Regions from separate parts of the Homo sapiens genome. Here regions 1 and 2 are each linked to region 3. The links are chromatin loops, found by intact Hi-C in ENCODE. Cell type or tissue: GM12878. All regions are shown on one strand.

Region 1 (8,000 bases), 670 kb before region 3:
TTCTGTGTGGCATAGCCTGTCTGCCTGATATTAGCTCATGTCTTCATGCTTGTTTTGGCTTTTGAGAACTGCAGACATTTCAGGGACTGTGATTTGCTGCTTTTTTATACAACCATAGACAACTAATAAAAATGTTAGTTTTGTTTTGTTAATTTAAATAAAGGAGCACTTTCTGCCTCTAGATCAGGGCACAGGAAGACATTTTTCCCCCCTTTCCTCACAGGGGACTGGGTTCAGTAGTGTATGCTTGCATGAATTCTTTGAAGAAAAAGAGATATCAGAGGAAGAGATGTGAAAGATTAAAAGAATAATGTCAGGTAGTATATAAAAACCTACTTAGCATTTTTAAGTGCTTACTTATTCTTTTGTTTGTTTGTTTGTTTTTGGTTTTTTTTGAGACAGAGTCTCGCTCTGCCGCCCAGGCTGGAGTGCAGTGGCGCGATCTCGGCTCACTGCAACCTCCGCCTCCCGGGTTCACGCCATTTTCCTGCCTTGGCCTCCCGAGCAGTTGGGACTACAGGCGCCCACCACCACGTCCGGCCAAGTGCTTACTTATTCTAAAGCCATTTATGATCATTGCATTTGTCTACAAGCCAGCACACATCCTGCCCCCCAAACATGTGCACAATCCAAAATATGAAAGGTCTATGGTCACTTCTGTCATATATAGGAAAGTAAACGAAGGCCAAGTAAAATACCATTTTTAATTGGAACAATGAAGTATTGGAAACTAGAGCCCAGAGATCTTGGTGCTTGAAATTATAATATATCTTGCTTGTAGTGTATTTTAAAAAGCATTTTAATACTCCGTGATTAATTTGATCCTCACAACTTTCTTGCTGTCAGGTAGATAGCATTATATCTCAAGCCATGGAGAGGATAAATTACTCACCCAAGTTCACTGAGCATTTTAGCAAAAATGCCCTTTTTTAAAATTCTTCTTTCTTTTTCTCTGAAAAGGAAAGCCTATTTGCCAACCTTTGCTTTGGGCCACAATAGCCAGTCAGTCGACAAGTGTAGGGGGCAACTGGAAGAAAGATATATTCCCTCCTGCAATGTGGAGACCATAGAGCTGCTACCAATTGTGCCAGCTTCATACACCTCTGACAGCTGGCTTCCAAAATGCAAAGGAAGTAAGTACCTGGAGTCTTTGGCTCAACTTCTCAGAATGGGAGCCAAGCCTCTGGCTTGTCCATAATCATTGACTGACTTTCCCTAAGCATCTAGAAATGTATCAGGAATAATCTCTCTACTGAAAAGTTTAGGAATGAGTATTTGAAAGGGAAGGCATCTCTCTTTTATCCTAAGACCTACAGAGTTTCCTTTCATCATAGGATGGATCAAATCATGATCTGTGTGAGTTTAAAAGAAAAGATTAGGCCGGGTGCAGTGGCTCACGCCTGTAATCCCAGCACTTTGGGAGGCTGAGGCGGGCGGATCACGAGGTCAGGAGATCGAGACCATCCTGGCTAACACGGTGAAACCCTGTCTCTACTAAAAATACAAAAAATTAGCCAGGCATGGTGGTGGGCACCTGTAGTCCCAGCTACTCAGGGGGCTGAGGCAGGAGAATGGCGTGAACCCGGGAGGCAGAGCTTACAGTGAGCCATGATCGCACCACTGCAGTGTACTCCAGCCTGGGAGACCAGCGAGACTACGTCTCAAAAAAAAAAAAAAAACAAAAAGGTTATTTTCATTCACACATTCACACACTTGGTTTCAATGACTGATCTTGCACAGCAATGAATCAAATCTGATTTCTTATATCTCTCTCCTGAGTTTAACATCTATGTGTCAAACTGCCTACTGAGCATCACCACTGGTATATAATCCCTCCACACATACCTTAAACTCAACATACTCAATACCAAATTTATCATCACGCTTATCTTAACCTACCTCACATATTTCGTATTCATTTTTGGCAACACCATCTATCCAGTTTCCCAGGCCAGAAAACTGGGAGTCATTCTTGAATCCTCCTTTTCCCTTATTCTTCCACATCCTATCACCAAGAGCTATCAATACAGCCTCTAACAATCTCTATCCTCGATTTAGGATATTGCCTTCAAACCTCCGTTTTCTGGTCTCCTTGGCTTCATGGTCTCTTCCATCTTTCCCTTGAGTATTATGACATTTCCATAACACAAATTTGATTGTCATAACTTTGTCCTACTTAAAAGTTTGCTGATGGGGCCAGGCCCAGTGGCTCACGCCTGTAATCCTAGCACTTTGGGAGACAGAGGCGGGTGGATTGTTTGAGGTCAGGAATTCAAGAGCAGCTAGGCCAACATGGCGAAAACTCATCTCTACAAAAAATATAAAAAATTAGCTGGGAGTGGTGGTGTGCTAAGGCTGAGGCACAAGAATTGCTTCAGCCTGGGAGGCAGAGCTTTCAGTGAGCTGAGATGGCACCACTGAATTCCAGCCTGGATGACAGAGCAAGACTCTATTTCCAAAAAGAAAAAAAAAAAAAGTTGGCTGATGGTTCTGCTCTGGCTGTAGGATCAAGTTTGAATTGACCAGTAGGTTCCTGCCTAGCTCTCCAAAGGTACCTCTGGCTACCATGTGCATATCCTAGACTCCAACCACACCAACTACCTGTCCCCAGACAGCTCTGACTTTCCTCATGCCTTTCTCTTGGCCTAGAATACCTCCACCTGATGGCCGTTCTCTGCTTGTGAATACCTACTTCTCCTTCAAGTCCCAGCTCTTATGTTACATCCCTTCTGTACAGCGTTCCCTGACTTCTTCAGGCAGAACCAAACCCTTCTGCTTCTGTGTTCCTATAGCACAGAATCATCTACAGTTCTGCACATACATTGAAAATAGCTCCTGTCTCAAACTATTGCAATTATTTTATTTGGCATTTGGTTGTTTTCATTGAATACTCATGAAATCTATATTTCATTAATGAATTCATTTAATCATTCAGCCCCTGTGTTAGGCCCTGGGAATACGGTGTACGGTGGTGAACCAGAAAGGTCTGGCCCTGGCCTTCATGGTGCCTACCATCAATGCTTAGACTGGTAGGGGATACCCACCAATAAATATCAAATATCAACAGAACATGGTAGGTGTAGAGTTTGAATGTAAGTTGTCAGGAAGCATATCATAGAGGTGAAAAGCATGGTCTCTTCTCCAGAATTGGGCTAGCCTGTGTTTGAATCCTGGTTTCACCATTTATTAGTTATGCTATTTCAGGCAATTTACCTAATGTCCCTGTCTCTTGTTTTCCTCATCTGTAAAATGGGAATTATTATAGTCTTTATCTCAGAGGGCTGTGATGAGGGTTATGAGAGTCAATATTTGTAAAGCACTTAGTGTCTGGAATATGCCAAGTGTTTAATAAAATGAATTAAATAAAATTTAGGGCAGAGTACAAAGAAACTTAAATTTCTCAGTTTGAGGGATAATGTGGCTGGCCTTGTTTTCTCCTTACCAGTTCTGATTTTACTTGTTCATACATGATCTTCCCCTTTCTGTCACTTTCAGTTCAGGGTTTATTTAATAAAAGCAAAGAGAAGGAAATCGTGAGAATGGCCTTTCAGGGTAATTATACAGCCCGGCATCTTACCACCCTCTCAACTAACTTCCCACACATATCCGGAGCTTCAGCTTTGCCCAGGGTCAGTCACCTCTGTAGTGGCTAGGGCTAAGTCATGACCTGATAAGTGGGCCTTAGGTATTTCTGTCCTATTAGCAGTCCTTTCTCTCTTCCATTCCTCACTAGAGGTGACTCTTCACCCATTCCTGCCTGCTTTCATCACAGAAGACTTTGGGGGGTCCCTGGAACTTGTAGGTAGATATTTTGCAGGGTCCCCAATAGCCTCTAGCCAGCTGGAGTCCTTGGCCCCAGCCATTCCTTCCCTTGTCACCTCTCTTACTCTGACTGCCACCCCTGTGGGGCCTCTGAATCCAGTAGTGTCAGGAAGCAGGATAGGGGAGAAGATAAAATATAGCTAATAGCCTCAGTAATTATTTATAGATTGCTTTATTTATTCCTCGAGACAACTATTTTGCCATATTGCTGGACTGTGTGTCTGCCGTCTCAGCTTTGTCAGGCCAATTATGTCACTGCTTTAATGACTCCAGAGTCTTGTCACTGAGAGGTCATCCTAATTGTCTCTGCTACCCTAGGTTGGTGGCAGGACTTCCGTATCTGTCTGGAGGCTACAGCTGGCCAGAGGGAAGGCATTCAGTCTCAGAAGAGCCTTGCCCTCTGCCAACTGCCCACCTCCACTGCTCTCAGATCAGAGCCCTTGAAACCTACTGCTGGCCCCAGGGAGAGCTACTAAATGCTTCCACTTTGCCAGAGATGAGAAGAGAGGCAGACTCAGAGAGGAAGCATGGCAGGTGCATTAAATGCTCCACTTAACAGTGAAGGGGATGGGAGGAACGCCAGGTGCATCTCTCCTGGCCATTTAGCTGTCAAGGTCACTGCATCCTCGAGCCTCCTCTGAGAAGTTAACCGAATCCTTGATGATCACTTAGATCTGGGCATTGATTTATAAGCATGTTCACACACATTTCTTTCTTCTTACACTTAGAACTATCTGGTAAGGTAGATGATATGATCACTCCATTTTACAGGTGAAGAAACTGAGGCATAGACAGGTTAGGAAATTTGCCATAATATTGGAAGTCTGACCTTGTCATTCTAAATGGATGCTCTTTTCACCATTCCAGGAATGTCTCTTCTGTCTGTCCTGCTCCTGCACTTTCAAAATGGGTAGAGATGGGCTGCTTTTGCAACCTACTCTTTATGTGCCCCTCTCTCCATTTATAATATCTTTCCTGCTGTCTGTAGTTTGTTCTAGCTATCCAGGAAGACTGAACAGTGTCCTGCACTTGAAATCTCCCTCTTTCCTGCTTCCAGAGAGAAAAAGCACTGAATAATTTAATTCATACTGTTGCTCTGATTGCTTATTCTTGGTAGCAGGCATTGTATGCATGTCATAGGGAGTTCACCTTTTGAACAAGGGCTGAAGCTTAAAAGGACAAAGCTTGAATGATAGGGATTCATACACCAAGGTTGGGTGATTGTGGGGAGAAGAAAGTATTTTGGGTATGAAGATGGCCAGAACTCTCTATTTTTGAATGCTAGTCACTTGCTACAGGGGCAAACAAAGAGCTTGAGGTTCTGGCTTCTGACATCTGCCTGCGAGGGGCCCAGTCAGCACTGCTGCCTTCTGGCTGGTGAGCATCAGGGAAACACACACATCATCAGCACAGCCTGCATTGCTGGGACCATGTGGAACACTCTATTCTGAGTACCAGACCAAACTGCTTTCAGAGAATATAATTAGGAAGAGCCCTGGGTTGCAAGTAGAGGGCCTTGGGTTCTCATTCCAGGTTTTCTGTTGCTTCACTGGGTAAATGCCTTTACCTCTCAGGTACTTTTCCCTGTCTTTAAAAAGAGATGATGCTCTCTGAAAAGGGAAATGAATACTATAGTATTCGAAAAGTATTGTATACTTTTTACACACAGTATCTTGTAGGATCAGCCAAGTCTACCTTAAACTGAGAAGAAAGAAATGGGCTCAGAGAGGTGATGTGACTTGCCCAAGGTCTTATGACTCATAAGTGTCAGAGCCAGGCTTCAAGCCTAATACATGCTTCAAGTTCTTTATATGTTAAATGAGGATGATGAGGATGAGGATGGCAGCTAATGAGAGCTTATTATGAGCCAGACTCTATGCTAAGCACTATTATTTAATCCTCCCAACAACTCTATTAGGACAACACTACTATTATCCTTAGTTTATGAATGCTAAAAGTTGAGGTTCAGAGTGGCTTAGTGTTTTGCTTAAGGTCACACTCCTAGTAAGTAGCAGGGCTAGGACTCTTGACTCCCAGTATAGTGCTTTTGACACCATACTAGTCTGCTTAAAATGCTGGATGGGAAAGTGCTTTGGGCATGTGTGTGCTATCTGAATGTAAACTGGCACTCCATATCCTTTTAGCAGACCTCCAGATGAGCCTGGAAGCCTCTAAGGGGAATGCATACTTGTCTGAGTCCCAGGACAAAAGGTCAGGGTAAGATGGGGAAATGCCTACGGGAGGCCTGTTTTCCCCAGCAGAAGGTGCATGCTCTCTAGAGGAAGTCTGAATGGAATCTTCAGAGCTGCCCTGGCTAAGTTCTAGCTGAGCTGCAAGCCTCCAGGGGGCCCAGTGGGCACCTTTTTAGGAAAACTTGTTCCATTTCTTCCTTGCCATCTCAACTTCTAGCTAAAGCATTTGTTCTCTGAATCTGTAGCCTCCTCAGACAACGTCTCCTTCCCTGACTTCTGCTCTGCCTTTAGTTTGCCCAGACAGGAGTTGGCCTGTTAGCCCTGTAACTTTACCCCTGGAGTCTCAAGGGAGCCAAACCCAGCACACCAGCCATTGTAGCATTTTATTTGGATTTATCCTGGACACCATAAAGCTTGTGTCCTGCATCTCTCAAATTAATAGGGATTTTATGGCTAGGCTCAGGGAGTCCTGAAAGGTACTCAGACTCTGTAGCACTAGCCCCCATCCTTCAGCAGTATCATTCTCTCTCCACAAAAGTCACAGTTTATGTTCCTCCTCAGAGCTTTCCAATGTACCGTCTGTCTCTGTTACGTTGCAATGAGATTTCAGGGAAAGAAATCCAGAAATGTCTGGGGAGGCTGTGCCATTGTGCAAACATAATACGACACCAGGCAGGATAAAGATGAGCAAGCTGCAGAGCCTTTTGACAAGACCAGGGTCCCAGAGGCAGTGGTTCCAATGACAGGCTGGTATGGGATTCAAATGTTTGCCAATGGTGGCATTAACTTTTCCAAGTATTTCAACACAACTAAAAGTCATGACTTAACTCACCCCTCTAGTTTCTGGATTTCTTCTTTCAGGTTTTTCAGCACTTCTAGAGTAATTCACATGGTTGTGCAGATTGACGCCGCCAAGTTCGATTTTCCAAGCTCCATCAAGCCCACAGGGCCATTTCATACATATTCCCCTTTGGAATCTCCTGGGCCAATTTCTTTCTGAAAGTTCCATAGCCAGTGTTCCATCAAGTTCCCCTATCCATGCCCCATAACAGAAAAGCTTGTCTCCAACCTTATAGAGGAAAGAGTCTTTGAGATATGAATCTCCCCCACCCCACGTAAAATCTTATATTTGCATCCAACTCGATTTTATTTCTTGAGGAAGAATTATTCCTGCTCCTTTCTAAGGTTAATCTCTGATCTCTACTCTTGATCTTCCTACCTCATCAGGTTGTTGTTTCATTTTCTTTCCTCCTAGATTCTCAATCTTCATTCACTTCTCCCTTTCCCTGAGTTCAAGTCTCTCCACTAAAACTGAAAACTGCCCCCCCCCAAAGTTACTTCCTCCTCCATCCTCAAATCCACTGTGAAAATTTTCAAAAGTATAGTTTCTATTTGTATAGACATCATCTCCAATTCCTTTTGCCACCTATTGAAATTTGGCTTCATTTCTACCATATCAAAAGTCAACAGCAGCTGACATTTATTAAGTTCTAACTATGCACCAGGCACTGTGTTAGGTCCTTTACACAAATTGTCTTATTTGATTCTCAAAAAAATCCTGTGAAGTTGGGCTTGATAAGTGACTCATTCCTGTAATCTCCACTCTTTGGGAGGCCAGGGTGGGTGGATCACTTGAGCCCAGGAGTTCAAGACCAGTCTGGACAACATGGTGTAACCCCCCTCTCTACAATAAAACAAAAACAAACAAACAAACGAAACAAAAAACCCACAATATTAGCCGGGCATGGTGTCGCATACCTGTACCTCCAGCTACTCGGGGAAGTGGGAGGATCACCTGAACCTGCGGTGGTCAAGGCCGCTGTGAGCCATGATCACACCACTGCACTCCAGCCTGGGTGGCAGATTGAGACCCTGTCTCAAAAATAAATAAATAAATAAATAAATAAATAAATAAATAAAAAGAATCCTATGAGATAAATACCATTTTAATCTCCATTTTACTGACAATGGTCATTAGAGCATTTG
Region 2 (8,000 bases), 55 kb before region 3:
GGGTACACAGTGATTCAACGGCAAAGCCATAATTTCTCACTTTTCTTTTACCTGAAGCCTTCCCCTACAGTATTACCCCAAAAGTATTACAATTAAAAGCCTCCATGATTTCCCATAGAGATTTTCAAAAAATATTGAAGACAGAAGGAAACCCAATTTCTCCAGACATAGTGCAAACACCATCAGGGCAAGTATATAATTTCTTTCAATCTCAGCACTTGTAGTCAAAACTAACTCCGAATGTCCCTCATGGACATCATCACCTGGAGATGAAAAGTCCCAGTATGAAGCAAAAAGAACAAATCTGGAAGCATCATACTACCTGATTTCAAACTATACTATAAGGCCATAGTCACCAAAACAGCGTGGCACTGGTATAAAAATAGGCGCATAGACCAATGGAACAGAATAGAGAACCCAGAAAAACCCAAATACAGCCAACTGATCTTCAACAAAGCAAACAAAAACATAAAGTGGGGAAAGGACATCCTTTTCAACAACTAGTGCTGGGATAATTGGCTAGCCACATGTAGGAGAATGAAACTGGATCCTTATCTCTCACCTTATACAAAAATCAACTGAGGATGGAATAAGGACTTAAACCCAAGACATGAAACCATAAAGATTCTAGAAGATAACATTGAAAAAACCCTTCTAGACATTGGCTTAGGCAAGGATTTCATGACCAAGAACCCAAAAGCAAATGCAATAAAAACAAAGATAAATAGCGGGGACCTAATTGAACTAAAGAGCTTTTGCACAGCAAAAGGAACAGTCAGCAGAGTAAGCAGACAACCCACAGAGAGAGAAAATCTTCACAATCTATACATCTGACAAAGTACTAATATCCAGAATCTACAACGAACTCAAACAAATCAGTAAGAAAAAAAAAATCCCATCAGAAAGTAGGCTAAAGACATGAATAGACAATTATTAAAAAAGATATACAAATGGCCAACAGATATATGAAAAAATGCTCAACATCACTAATGATCAGGGAAATGCAAATCAAAACCACAATGCAATGCCACCTTTCTCCTGCAAGAATGGCCATAATCAAAAAATCAAAAAACAGTAAATGTTGGCATGGATGCAGTGAACAGGGAACACTTCTACACTGGTGGTGGGAATGTACACTAGCACAGCCACTATAGAAAACAGTGTGGAGATTCCCTAAAGAACTAAAAGTAGAACTACCATTTGATCCAGCAATCCCACTACTGGGTATCTGCCTAGAGAAAAAGAAGTCATTATTGCAGCGACCTGGATGAGATTGGAGACTATTATTCTAAGTGATGTAACTCAGGAATGGAAAACTGAACATCATATTTCTCACGGATATGTGGGAGCTAAGCTATGAGGATGCAAAGGCATAAGAATGACACAATAGACTTTGGGGACTTTGGGGACTTGGGGGGAAGGCGAGGGATAAAAGATTACAAATACGGTGCAGTGTATACTACTCGGGTGATGGGTGCGCCAAAATCTCACAAATCACCACTAAAGAACTTACTCATGTAACCAAATATCACCTGTACCCCCAATAACTTATGGAAAAATAAAATTTTTTAAAAAGTCCCAATATAACAACCAGTAGGAGGGGCAGAGAACTTAAGGCAGAGGAACGGACTATCTCTGTGTAGTGCCGTGACTACAGTAGAAATGAGGGGAGGGGTTGTAATATATGGTTGTCCTCACCTGTGACAAATGAAGCTGTTAAATTAAACTACAATACTATCAACTACTGTCACCATGATTTCAGTTTAAAAGCGACGTTTTGAAGCCAAGACATAGGAAGACAAATTCTCAAAATTCAATTTAAATTAAATGTGTTTAGCTTTAGAAAAACTCATTGTCCTTCAGAATTTAGATGAAGTACTTTCAACTTTAGGAAAAACGCATAGTCCTTATTTCATTTATGACTAGGGTGACCAACTATGTCAGTTTTCCTGGGACTCAGGGGTTTCCTGGGATGTGGAATTTTTAGTGATAAAACCAGGAAAGTCCCAAAAAACCTTGGATGAAATGGTCACCCTATTTAGGACTAGAGATGTTGTGGGCTAGCACAATCCGTGGACAGCAGGTTAAGAATCACTGCCACAGATAATTCTCTAATATTCTCTTTTCAGGACTCAAACAATATAAAGTTAAAAGTGACTATGGAATTAAACATTGAAGATATGAAGCTTATACACTTTAAATGCAAACCTTTCTAAATCATCGACTTGACTTGAACGCAATCAAGAAAGAGATCTCAGAGATCCAATTACTTAATAGCTTCTGAACACAATATGAGTCTCAGCCCAACTTCCCTTGTGGCTGGATAGAGAGGCTGCAGGGCACATGGAGTCTGTTCACACACTGCTTTATGTTCACATGTGGTGGACAGTGAAGTGTATTCTAGAAAATGCTTTTAGTTATGCCACCTGCAATGGAGTAATCTCCTTCATGACAACCCTCCAAAGCAATCCAAGTTCATTCCCAGAAACCGGTTAAGTCGCTTTATATTTACATAACTAGAAATCACAAACAATGCTATATTTTATTCTATCTTAATTCCTGTTGTATACTTCATGTATGTAACAGCTTTGTTTCCCTGTCCTGGAATATCCAGCCAAACAGCCACACTGGATTTCAGGAACCAAGAACTCACCCTGATGCTCTTGTAGAGTGGTCAAGTTACCAGGCATTGATAGGATTGCAGTTGAACCTCTCTCTTTAGGTGTCACATTATCCCTCATTCCTCAGGTTTTTAAATCTGCTAGATGGGCCGCAAGCCTGTTTCCGAGATTGGTTGTATGAGATGCAGTGGATGTTGCCAGAAAGTTGTAATAAATAGGATAAAAATATGAGTTCTGTTCTGAATTTGCTATCCTTACTAAAGCCTAATGTTTGCTCATCTTTAGAGATAATGCTAGCCATTCTAGCACAGCCTCGTGGGTAGAAGTCACCTCAACCTATATGATGCAGGAAACCCACCTAAACCATACATGGCAAATGGTTATCTCCATTACTTTTAAAGAACTCTAGGAAAGGGAAATCTATAATATCTCTTAGTAGCTTAACAACTCTCACCGTCAATAAATAATTTGTTATATGCCTTTATAAACTTTTCTTGTTGCAACCTAAGGCCAGATCCTTTTGTTGGGTCCTCAGAGGTAATGGAGAACAGCTAGCCACCATCTTCCAAATGAGAGCCCTTCATCAACTCAGATTGCTAGCAGGAGACCTTTAGCCTTTTTCCCCATAATGAGCATTCTCCCTCTCCCTGTGGTGTCCAATTGCCAAGCCTTTAATCATTTGTTCTCACTTTTTTCACTTTCTTGTATACCTACTAATGTATGGGCACTTACAATGAAGTATCAATGAAAGTGAAACGTTGCTTTTATATTTCTCTTGGTGGAGAAAAACAAAGCTATTCCTTCCTGTATCACCTCCTCCCCAGTACCCACAGAAAAAGACACAAATCCTTTTGTTTCCACTTGAGCTTGTTGTGCAACTTCTGAGTTAAGGAAAGCACTGCCTTTCCCAGGGTAAGAGGGTACAGGCAAAACAGTAAGCAAATTAAAGACTAGAACATGAAGTGGTAAGAAAGGGAGTCAGTGACTTAACAGCTGCTGAGGGAAACATGCCTGCAAGACTGCTGGTTTAGGACTGGTCTGTGAAGAGCAGCTTTCTTGGCACTGGTGTTGGCAAAGGAACGTGAACAGGCCTTTCTCCTCACGCCCCCAGACAGTGTGCATTGTCTTCCTGCCAATCCTGTTACAAATACATCTTACTCAGAGTTGAGACTTCCCTAGGAAATGAATGAGATATGCAGGCATATGTTTCCAGTGGGTAAATAGAGTCCTGCTCCAGAGAAACGTGTTGGACCGATGTGACTCCTTATATCAAGTTGGGTATATAAGCAGCCTGACCATGCTAGATCTTTCTGTTTCAGACAAAGCTTCAAAAAAAAAAAAAAATACTGCTACTCCCCAAACATTTCTCTCCTCATGTTCTGCTACCTGTCTCCCTCAGGGGTTTCTTCTCCTCTGGCTATCTCCATTATGAGAAGTGCTCTGAGTTCTCCTGTGCCTGAAATCATCTCATGATGTACTCACTCATCTTGGTGACTCTAAGAAGATCTCTCTTTTGACTTGTGTCTTTTATTTCAAATTCCTCAGATTTCATGTTTGCTGAACTTCTTTCTGGGCCTTCTTCTTCCTTCCCTCCTTTTTTAGTTTGGGGTAGAAAGACCAGCAAAACTGTGTTGGGTGAGTTTATGTGTTTATTTGCATCTCTCCATCCAGAGGTGGGAATGCTCACAAGCAGGTAAGGCATTAAAAGGCAGGAAGCCAGAGACTAAGTGGAGAGAAAGGACTAACTGAGCAATTGATAACTTTGAAATGATCAACTCTAAATAAATATATTTGACCATGCAGAGACAAAGAGAGCTCATAAAAAGAACCTCCACATCAGGCCCTGGGCTATTTCCTTTCTCCAGAGTTTGAGACTGGAAAGGTAGGAACTGGAATAACCTCCCCAAATTTCATATGAGCTTCTCTCTCCTTCCCTCTCCCCAAGATGCTGCTCCTTGAGCTCCCCATCTATCCTATGATTTTAAAAGTGAGGTACCAATGAGAGATCTTCATCTCAGTTCTTATTCTGGCTAGACAGGTGCCATCATCTTCAGTGATAAGCTGGTTGGCTACGAGTTCTATCTCACACTCTCAGCTGGTTAGAAACTACCCCTATCAAGATCCCTGGCAAGACATTGTTAAGCCCTAAACCCCAGCCCTGTTATTGTTGCCCATTAGTCTCTCCACTCCATTGTATAAGCTGGGAATAAAATGTCACCACAGCTGACCACTTCTATTGAGTGAATCTGGCCCATATGGGAAGAAGATGGGCTGATTGCTTTTCCAATCACTTCAGAGAAGTTGAGAGGCAGCATGGTATATCAAGAATGTTTGTCTCAACAGAATCACTTTCAATGCTTGTTCAGAATCACTTTCAATGCTTGTTCAAAATGCAGACTATGTCACCCCCTCCTTGATTCACTGAATTCGAATTTATGGGAATTCATATTGTTAAAAATCCTCAATTTATTCTAATGGGAACTAATGATTGAGGAATACTGTTTTAGTGGAAAAGTCACAATTTTGGAATCAGATCAGAGACAGAGTCCTGAGGTCTGCCCCTTACAGGCTATATGCACATAAAAAGATCACTTAAAACCTCTGAGTTTTGGTTTCATTTATAAAATGGAAATGATTAAGCATAAAATTCAAGTGAAACATCTGCACTATACCTAACACCAGAGTAGGTATCAATTCTCTCCCTTTCTACCAGAAAAGACCCTATTCTCTCATAAGTAATGGAAAAGACTTGAAACCACCTAAGATTTAGAACATCTCTCCTTTCCCCTTTCTCTCCCCACAACCACTCCATGGGTGATTTTTCCTCACCCCTAGGCTTCATTCTATTTTCAGTTCCCCACCACAAAATGAAACCACTTGGCCAAGTGTTCTTTGCAAGAATGGATTTATAGTTTAAGTATTTCAGGTTCTTCTGGAAATTGTCATGCCTTGGCACATAGTAGGAACTCATAAATATTTACCAAATGGATGCATTCTTTTATTTCCAGCCTGAGAGGCCTCAATATTTGCATTTCAGTTTAACTTCATTACCCCATTTCCGTCGCATAACCCCTTAGATTTAGGCAAATCCAGGAGATCAACCTACCACATTAGCAAACCGGATCCATTTTTACTTGTATAGACAGGTCATAACAAAATCACTCTCTCCACTCCCAGAAACAGGCACTTCATCTCCTCAGGTTACCAACTCCCCTGGGGAAACCAACTAGCACTTAACCCTTAGGTCCTCAAATCTTGTCAATATGAAATAGGAATCCAGCCCTGATTCATCTTAGCCTCTGTGCAAACAACGGACTATGAAGAAATAAAAAAGCACCAGGCTGCCCTCGGGTAGAAAACGGCTTCTCTGAGCTTTGAGATGAAAGGACAGGAAACCTGAGAAAGGAAGGGGAGAAGGGGGGGCTGAGCAAGGGGAGAGCAAAGCAGTTTCTTATCCAGCTGTTTGAATTGCATTTGGCCCAAGTTGCATATTTACCTTCTGACCACGAAGGCTGACTGACTTGTTCCCTCTCTTCAGGCTCAGATCTCAGAAACAACTTCTCCTTACAGCTTGTTAGACAAGGATGGGAATACTAGCTGCCCTTTGCAGTGATGCCTGAAAACCTTGCTTTACCTTTGGGAGAAAGGGGCGGAGTCCAACCTAATGGGGATTAACTCCAAACACGCTGGAGGCTTCAAACCCAGCCTCAGACATACAGGCACTTGAAATAGAAAGTAGCTTAGTGGGCACAGAGTCCCCAAACCTCCAACCTCACAGCGGACAAAGCAGCTCTGTGTGTGTGTGTGTGTGTGTGCGCGCGCGCGCGCGCGCGCGCGTGTGTGTGTATGTGTGTCCGCGCGAGCGCGCGCGCATGCGCGCAGGCATGCCCGCGCTTGAACTGCGTTATCTTACTTCCTCACTTGCTGCCCAAAAGCCTGCTGAGGAACAGAGATTTTCTCTAATTTTCCTCCAATGCCCTAGATAATCTCTACCATGGTAGGTAGCAGACCCATGTGGCTAGAAGTGACTGAGAGAACACATGCCTAAATAGAATAAGACAGAACAACCTCTTCTCCCCAAACTGATTTCCATTGCCTGATGGGGAAGATGCTCCAGCAGAGCAATCTTTGGCTCCAAGATGTAATGAGCTTACATTTCAGAATTTGTGGAAATCATACATTGAAAGGAATAACTAATATATTTTTATAGTAATAATACAATCAAAAGTCAGTGTTTAATTTATCCCAGTGCACTAATAACTGCTACTCTGCTTGGGAAAAGAGCTGAGTGGTCTGGAGATGAATGGAGCTTTGCCTGATGTTCTACTCCAACCCGATGTCATATTTCCCACCTGTGAATGTCCCTGACACTTCATATTTGGGGAAACTTATTATCTTCTACCTAGTATCATTATTATTATTATTATTTTCGTACATGTCTCTTTTCCCCTCCTAGATGGCCTGTGAATGGGGAACTTTGCTGAACAAATCCAAATGATTTAGAAGGAAGAATGGTTACATTAACAGAGCACACTGGACTGATCCAAAGTATCCATGCTTCTCTGATGGCCCAGTTCCCTCACCAGAATGCTACAAAGGTGATTAGGCCTATTTTCTAGCATGTTGTGGCAATAATTCAAAATATGACCGTAAATTAACATATTAATTGTACCGTGATTATTTAATGAACTTACAAAGTTTCTCCTGCCTTCTGTGTATACCACCTGTGTCCTGCCTTTTATCAGTGATATGATCCTATATTCATGCATGTATTTGTCTATCTAGCAACTTTCCATCAGCAATTTTTACCGTTTTGTTCTACAACACAGTGATAAATCCATTCCCATCTGTAATCATGGCTTACTGAGGCCATCATGTTTCTGGGGGAAGCACAGATGACTCCTTAGGTGGAATGTTAGACTTTTGGCAGTGTAAGCCCCCCAACTAAGTTTTATAACCTCCCAGCTGTCATTCCCTTAAGAACCATTGCTTCAGACATAGGATTATGTAAAAAGAAATGTTAGGCCCTCCTTCATTAAATATAGGTTAATATTAACTGACACGTAGTAACTGTGTGAGATACGGCTGAAAATGTTGACATATAAAAAATAGATGATCCCCACTCTATGCACAGCAGTAAATATTGCCCTTTGCTTAGTGACTACACCTGTCATTTGGGGAACCTATCATTATTTGAAACTCTAAGAAGAATACCATTTTACTTTCCTCTTTTATCCTCTTTTCTCTATAGACACTTAAGTGTATAATAAATAATAATCTAATTTATTGGACAAAATTTTATTTCCTGTTCTTAACAGTTGAACGCTCTCTCAGAAAAAAATTGCTTGCATCTTGTGGCTCTTGATATGTTTTCAATTA
Region 3 (8,000 bases):
AATGACATTAATCCATTCATGAGGACAGAGCCCTCATGACCTAATCACTTCTTAAAGGTCTCACCTCTCAGCACTGTTGCACTGGGGATTAAGTTTCCAACATGTGAACTTTGGAGGATATATTCAAGCCATAGCACCACCAAAGTGATGTCACTGAATGCAGAGTTAAGAAGAGATACACAGGATTAGCTCTAACAAAATGATGTGAGCCAGCCAGATCTCTGATAAGAAATGTAATCTATGCAAAAAAGAAGACAAAATTAAAAGGATAATGAACAATATCTTCCAATTGTGAAGGGCTGTCATAAAAGGTGATGTTTACTCATTCTCTAATTCAATGATATACAAAACAGTTGTAGGGGATGAGTGATTGGCATAGAACTCAGAAATTAGAGATAGTCAAGTTGGATTCAAGTCCTGAATCTGTCATTACTAACTTGGGCAAATCGCTTGACATTTTGGGGCTTTAGAATCCTCATCTAGAATAACTTAATATGATAGCACTTGCAGAGTTCTAAGAACACTGTCTGGCATACTCAATAAAATGTTAGCTCTTATTATCATAACGATCATCATCATCGTCTGCAGAATTGATATAAAAAAGCTAACTGGTCAACTTTCCTCAGAGGTTTTGAAAATTGAAATACTGCATGTAAAGTAATTTGTAATCTATAAACACTATCCAATCTGATATAGTTTTCCATTATTACTTACTTAGCTCAGAGATATAAAACTGAAGGGATTCTTAAGGGAAATGTATATTAACTTTTTCTAGAGAGCTTTAAAAATAAGAGAGAATCTCATTGTACATGAAGAATCCTGTCACAGTCACAATCAGAAGGGAGTTTGTTATACTTTAGAGATCATCTGATCCAAGCACTCATCATATAGATGTGAAAATAGTTGACAAAATTTAAGTAACTTATCTAAGAAGTTAGCAACAAAGTAAGGACTAGTATCTAGGTCATTTGACTCATTGTATTCTTTCCGTCAAGCACATAACAATATTGGACTCTACAGTTGCTTGCAGGTCCTGCTGTCTAGCCAGCCACAGAGGGATGTTAAATAGCAAAATGTTATTATCCTTATCCTGACACCAGAAATTAGTGGAAGTTTGGACATATATTATACGCTTAATTCAGTATCAAGGTTTGGGGTTCACACCCATCATTATTTTCTCACAAGTAGTGAAAGTGAGGCATCTCTGTTAATTTAAGTCTTTATTTTAATTATTCTGGGGCTACACTTTGCCTGTTTTCTTCAGAGGCAAAAGAAAAGGCCCCCTGGTCCACTAGGGTCCAAAGCGTAAGCTTGTCCAAAAAGTCCATCACTTCCCAGGGCTTCAGTTTCCTCATATGTAAAGATAGATTGTTTAATTAGATTAATCAATTTTCAGTTTGAAAAGCAGTTATTTAGTACCTACTCGGTGGCAAATGTTGTGCTAGACACTCGTGCTATATACCAACAGGAGACCAACAAGCCCCTATCTCTGTTGAGATTAAAAGTCCAGTAAGGAAGCAGACACACCCATTATATTACAAGTGTAGCTGTGTTACCATTTGTGCAATAATAGCAATATCTACACGGTGCCACAGAGGAGACAATAACCACCGGTAATGTGGCAGATTTCAAAAAGCGGGTAATGTTTTAGCTAGATCTTGAAGTATGTGTAGTAGTTTCATAGGTGAAGAATTTGCAATAGAGCATTCCAGGCAGGAGAAACAGCATTCACAAAGGTAAAGAAGCATCAAAGTGCCTGGTAGGTTTGGGTAATATCAAGAAATTTGAAGTGACCAGAATTGAGAGTGTCTAGTAATGGTAGCAGTTAACATTTATTGAGCATTTCGTATGAACCAGGAACTGTTCTGTAATCAGTAAAAAAAAAAAAAAAAAAAAAAAAGAGAGAGAGATATTTTGCTTTCTTTTAAAACTGATAGTATTTTACATTTACTCTACATCTCAATTAAAACCAAACACATTTCAGATGCTCAAAAGCCGTTTGCAGTTTGTGACTGTTATATTGGACAATCCAGCCTAAGTGAAACTTTTTGTTGTGCTCTAGTGTTTTTGTTATTGTGGTTTTTGTTGCTCTTTTTTCGTTTCGTTTTGTTTTGTTTTCTGTTTCTACAATCACAGTTCACATGGTCATCCAAGGTGATTCCCTGTGGACTCGGAAAACTCAGAGATTCCCTAACCAACCTATTATGTAGTCTTAAAATGTACTACCCTTTGGGTCAGGTTAATTGACCTTTTTCTGGGCTGCTTTGGAATTTTTGAGCTTATCCAGTAGGCAAGTGAATGCATTATCTGTGCCTCAGTATAAGCTTAATAGCAAGAGATATGCAGGTGATTACTTCATCAGCACATAGTGGTAGTTGAAACCATGGGAATGGATGAGGTCAGCCACAGAACATGTGTATACACTGCAGAATGAGAAGACAAGTGGACTGAGGGTCTCAGAGAAGCAACCAACACTCAAGGGGAGAGCAAAGGAAGAGAAATGGTCAAAAAATTAGGAGCAGAGCCAGGAACAGAGTGGTATCTCAGGAGACAAGGAAGGAGAATCTTTAAAGACAGGAATAGGCAACCATATTGAAACTTCCTTTGCAAAAATTATAACAGTGAGAAAATTATGGTAGTAAAGGAGATCTGATCTAACCAACCCCTCATCTTGCTTTGAGCCTTCAAGCTGCCCTTAATTATTCCTGGCCTTGGGCCAAGCTAACTTCGGGATACATTTAGTTTATAGTTTAAATAATAATAGCACTTCCTCAAAATGCAACTGCCTTTGAAAAGTTAAGGAGAGACCACCAGGCTAAGAGGATAAGAGGAGCCTGAATTCTGCCAAGGTATTGACATAAATGATTACTCACCATTATTCCAGAAGCTACAAGATATGCAACTTCCCCAATTACTCCTGCAGATAACATAATTATTGTAGAACCTAAGATTGGCCTTTTGAGATGTCTTTTCAGGTTTGTTGCATGTCTGATAACCAATGGCTCCACCTGGACCTGCCAACTGCTCCTGTGGTCCCACCCAAAAGTGACTCAGTGGGCATGAGAACCATTTCTTATGCCCCTATGATTGCATCCCCAACCAACTGGCAACAAGCACCCATTGCCTGGCCACCCCACCTCTCTTCCCCCCAACTATCCTTGAAAAACCCTAGCCTCCAAATTTTCAGGGAGGCTGATTTGATTTAGCCAGCTCTACATGTGTGAAACTCTTTCTCTATTGCAATTCCCCTGTCTTGATAAATCGGCTCTATGTGGGCAGCAGGCAAAATGAACCCATTGGGTAGTTACAATATCAACTGCTGTAGAGAGGTCATGATGATTAAGAAGTTTATCAGCTCTATCATTATACAATTCCATAATCATTAGCGAATGTGTTTTTAAAGAGAAAAAAGTCAAATGTGTTAAAGAAAGTAAAGATGATGTATCCCCCATGAAACTGCCTGCATTAAAATTTTCATTTTAGCTAAAAGCTCCCTCTTGTGTCCAGAATGGAGATTTTCTTGAGAGTTGATGAAAAGGCTTTAAAAACATCTGCTGATGTATATCTTTCGTAATATTCTTTTGTAATATTAATTTTTGCCAATAAATATGTATTAATTTTATAATCAAACAGAAACAATATAACGAAATTTTTAAAACAAGATGGTGTTTTTGCTCTAGACTTAGGGCTTCTGTAGAAAGTCATCATGTGAACACAAAAAATTCCAGTAAGTATCTGATACCTTTTTCAAAGGAGTAGCGAAAGTTCTTTGAGAGTCAGTAACTTCTGGGAAAGACTAACATGTTTAACAATCAGCTCAGGTGATTCAGATTCATACTACAGTTTGAAAACTATGTCTTTATGCCCTCAAGCTATCATGTCTCCACTAAAAGTAGAAAAGAAAAAAGTCCTCCCTTAGAAGAATCCAGCAGATCTGTAAGGCTGACAGTCCAGACACAGAGAGTAGAGTACCAGTGGAAGTTGCCGGAAGCAGAGGCGCTAGCTTTGTTTGTTTCACTGTTGGAGGCTCTGGGAAATTAGGGAAAGAACAGAGTCCTAGGAAGCTAGAGGACTAGGGGCTAATATCAGCTCTGCCTCTAAATGGCTGCATGTGTAACCTTGCACAAGGCACTTCCTTTTCCAGGTCTCAGATTTTCCTTTGATGGGACCCTTCTAATTCATGATCTAAGAGTCACACCACGAAAGAGGCAAGACTGTAAAGCAGGCAATGTCTCCCATCCTCTCATCTTACCTGTTTTCACGGCTACTATCCCCATGGAAGCCCAAGGTCCTGATGCCACCCACCCTAAACTGTTGAGTACTCTCTACTTCAACACCTTGTGCAAATGAAAAGCAACTTGGACCAGCCTCCTCCCCATGTTGAAGTGTATCTGGCAAACAAGAAACAGTTAACAGTGGTCCAGTGGTTACATTTTCAAAAGGATCTAAGGGTTGTTGCGGAGGAGGGAGTAGAGACCTTTTGTTGTATACTTGTTGTTAGGTATGGGTTGAGTTTTTGTTTGTTTGTTTTTACCATGTATACATTGTATGTGTACAAGTATGCATGTTCATATATGGGTGTTAAGCAACAACATACTTTGCCTGCCAATTGAAATTCCTTGCTCTCATAGCCAAACACAGTTGAGAAAAGTGAATTCCCAGTGAGTTTTTACTGATACCATACAATGGTAGAATAATATATACAGTCCAGGAGCATTGCCATTGCTACATGGGACTCAAACAAATTTCTTACGAAAAGGAGTTTATTTGACATTATGGGCTAGTTACCGTGCTAGGTCCTAGAATGAGAACCTAGGGTGAGCTGATTCCAAAGCCTGTCTTATCTTCATTATATCATGTATTTTTCTTGACTCCACAGTAAGGAATGGAAAGGCTGTGGCTAAAAGAAAGATCACATATTTAATGCATTGCTGAGTGGAGAAACAGGGAAAAGCAAATTAGGTAGGTGTGGAGCCTGGGGACACTAGTATTCAAGTTTTCTTCAGTGGTTCCTCTTCCTTATTTCTCCCTCTTCTTCTTTTTTCCAGGTCTTTCATTTCTTCACCTTTTCTTCCCTTTTCTTCTCCTTTTCTTCCCTTTTCTTCTTTTCTCTTTTTGTCAAAGACTGTAAAAGAAAAATTTCTCTTACCCTCATCTCCTACAAGCAGAGATCAATAGAGTGGCAATAGCAATAGGGACTTAGCGCTGATTAAGGTTGATGTATTGGGTGTGGTAGCCTATAGCCTCGCAAGGGTATAACAAGATCACCTCAACTGATCAATTGAGGTCTTGCCTTGGATGTGAGCAAAGCTGTGGTGCATTAAAGAGTAGCAGTTTCATAGGGAGAGGCAGTTAGGGGTAGGTTACTGGAACATTGACTTGAGTTTTTATTATTATTATTGTTATTCTACTCAATTTAATGATGTACTAAAAAAAGGTACGTGAGAACAAAGGATTCTATGCTCTACTTATGAAAAAGATCAAGGGTTACATTTGGATTGGACTGTTACTACTCACTAGTGATTGGGAAGGAAACAGCTTCATGGGGTTTAGGACACATCTGGGCATTAACCATTACAAGTACAAAGCACACACAGAAACAAAAACAGTGCATGTCAGCAACAATGCACATTGTCTCTTCTCTTTCTCTCTACCCTCCCTTTCTCTCTAGTCCTCCTCCTCTTTCTTTCTCCTCTCCTCCTCCTCCTCGTTTTTTTTCCCCCTTTCTGTCTCTCTCTGTCCCAATCTCTCTCTCTCTCTCCCTCTCTGAGGTGAACCAACCAGAGATCTCTTCAGAGATTTATTACAATGAAACAGAGAAAATAGAGTAGTTTTGTTCTTCCCTGTAAAACTGTATGCACAGATCGCAACTCAGCACTCACCAGGGAGTTCTGTCACTTCCCTTCTCCCTTAAGAGGAGAGAGGAAGTAAGCAGCTAGTCAAGCCTGCCTGCTGAAAAGAGGCCAAGCGTGGGGGAATGACTGACTAGTTTGGGAGAATGACTGAGTAGCTACTCCTGTGCTGTCAAATGGAGTTTGCTTTGGGAGCCAAACCTACTAAAATGGGGTCTGGAAGCTATCAGAGAAGAAATCTGATGCATGCATGTTTTTACCCACAGTCGTCCATCACCAGGGATTTTTGTGTTTGAGGCATGTTGCAGAGACTCCAGCAAGCTGCTGTATATCAACTGTGATCAGTTTTTAACATCCTGTCATAATCTAAAGGGAAATAACCCCCAAATCTACATACCAGTACTTTTTCTTTTTCTAATTTGCCCTTCGATGCCAAAAATTGAAACAAAACCTGAAAGGCAAGACTTAACACTGAGCAATCACTAGTTTAGAAAGACCTAGCTTACTTGCTTGCATGTGTGTCTGTGACTACAGAATAGGGTGTGCATATTTAGGTAATGGCAATGAATTTGAGTAATGCCACTTGAATTGTGTGGGCCACCTATTATGTTCTAGGCACTATTTAAACATATATATCTTAACCTTCATAAGGCTTAGTGCTTTATATATGTTAAAACTAACAGGAAGAAAAAAATTCTTCCTGAATGTTATGAACTGAATGTTCGTTCCCTCAAAATGTATATGTTGAAGCCCTAGTGCTCAGTGTGATGTCATTTGGAGGTGGGGCCTTTGGGGAGTAATTGGGTCATAAGGGTGGATCCCTAATGATAGGATTAATGCCCTTACAAGAAGAGACATAAGAGAGATAATCTTCTCTCTGCTGTATGAAAACATAACGAGAAGATGTCAGTCTACAACCAGAAAGAGGGAAATTGGTCAACACCTCAATCTTTAACTTCCCAGTCCCCACAACTATGAGAACTAAATGTTTGCGGTTTAAGCCACCCAGTCTATAGTATTTGTTATAGGAGGCCAAGCTGACTAAGATACTAGGTCAAAAGGGATGTGATACTACAAAAGCATTTTAGGTTAATGAGATGAAGAAAATAAATACAATTTTCTGCTTAAAGAAAATTCAATCATGGAACTCAGAAATTTGTATTATGAATATTGTTGCAAAGCAATTTGCAACAATCTTCAGAAAAAAAGGTACTATATTAGAAGTTGGAAGATATGCAGTCCTAAAATGTGTTAATATTCTCAATCATGTACACCACAGAATAGTTTCAGAAAGTTCCAAGAAGAAAGATTGGGGCCACTATGCTGGGGTTTTTCATTCAATCCCACAGTTCCTAAAAGATATAGTCCAGGGCTAGTGCCAACAATTCCTGGACCTTCGCCTGTGTCTGCCCCTTGAATGCTGATAGTCCTCTGAGTTTCTGTGTTTGGCCCATGTTCTCTCTAGGTGGTCTCAACCCTTCTGATGACTTTTACCGGCATCTGTATGCTGATGCTTTCCAACTCTAAATCTCTAACTCAACATCTCCCCGGGGCTCAAGATTCACATATCAAAAACAAAAAATTGTCCAGTGAACATTTCCACCTGGATTTCCCATAACCATCAGAAACTCAAGATGCTCAAAATGAAACTCATCACTGTTCTCCCAGAATCAGTTCTCCATTATTTTTCTTGATTGGTGAACCAAAGTTCACTTGTCATTAAAGCCAAAAACCTGAGCGTCCTTCTCAACTCCTTTTTCTTTAACCACCATATTGAATCAGTTACCAAGTCCTGCCACTTTTAATTCTCCAATCACTTATCCCTTCTCTGTCGCCCCTGCCTTGCCTTAAACCAAGCACTCCTCATCTCTAGTATGATCTGTTACAATCATTTCCTACCAGCTTTCTCTGCTTCTGGTCTTGGCTTTTCTAATCTAACCCACTCCAATCCTATCCTCCACTCTGCTACCAGTCTAATAGGTACATCTGTGCATCTGGTAGCCTCCTAATTAAATCATTTTAATGGCTCCCTTTCACCTACTACAGTAAGTTCAAACTCCTTGGCATAGCGTACAAAGGTCCTCTAAACTTGGTCTCTGCCTTACTTTCTAGCCCTGTTTTTTCTGCTATTTACCTTTGATGCACTTC

Evidence for each region. Peaks named below come from ENCODE experiments on the same cell type or tissue, not always from the same donor. Only the 100,000 strongest peaks of a DNase experiment are listed, where the experiment ranks them.
Region 1: it touches region 3 in a loop (2.7-fold over the local background); 1 of 110 quality-filtered maps calls a loop at or near these places.
Region 2: a loop joins it to region 3, with 2.2 times the contacts of the local background. A loop is called at or near these places in 1 of 110 quality-filtered maps.

Annotation. Positions count from the first base shown.
Region 1 is chrX:112,063,415-112,071,414 of GRCh38, forward strand. All of the region lies in intron 1 of TRPC5 (transient receptor potential cation channel subfamily C member 5), which reads right to left. Among named protein-coding and RNA genes, the nearest start is that of TRPC5, 15 kb to the right of the region's middle. In GM12878, no CTCF peak of the experiment used is centred here; a DNase peak (open chromatin) is centred at 3,557.
Region 2 is chrX:112,673,712-112,681,711 of GRCh38, forward strand. LHFPL1 (LHFPL tetraspan subfamily member 1) reads right to left here and starts at 6,227. Exons shown (of 4, transcript NM_178175.4): 1 at 6,118-6,227. In GM12878, no CTCF peak of the experiment used is centred here; no DNase peak of the experiment used is centred here; H3K4me3 peaks cover 1,089 bases; H3K27ac peaks cover 2,055 bases.
Region 3 is chrX:112,728,486-112,736,485 of GRCh38, forward strand. No RefSeq gene overlaps it. Among named protein-coding and RNA genes, the nearest start is that of MIR4329, 48 kb to the right of the region's middle. In GM12878, a CTCF peak has its summit at 3,508 (motif pointing left); no DNase peak of the experiment used is centred here.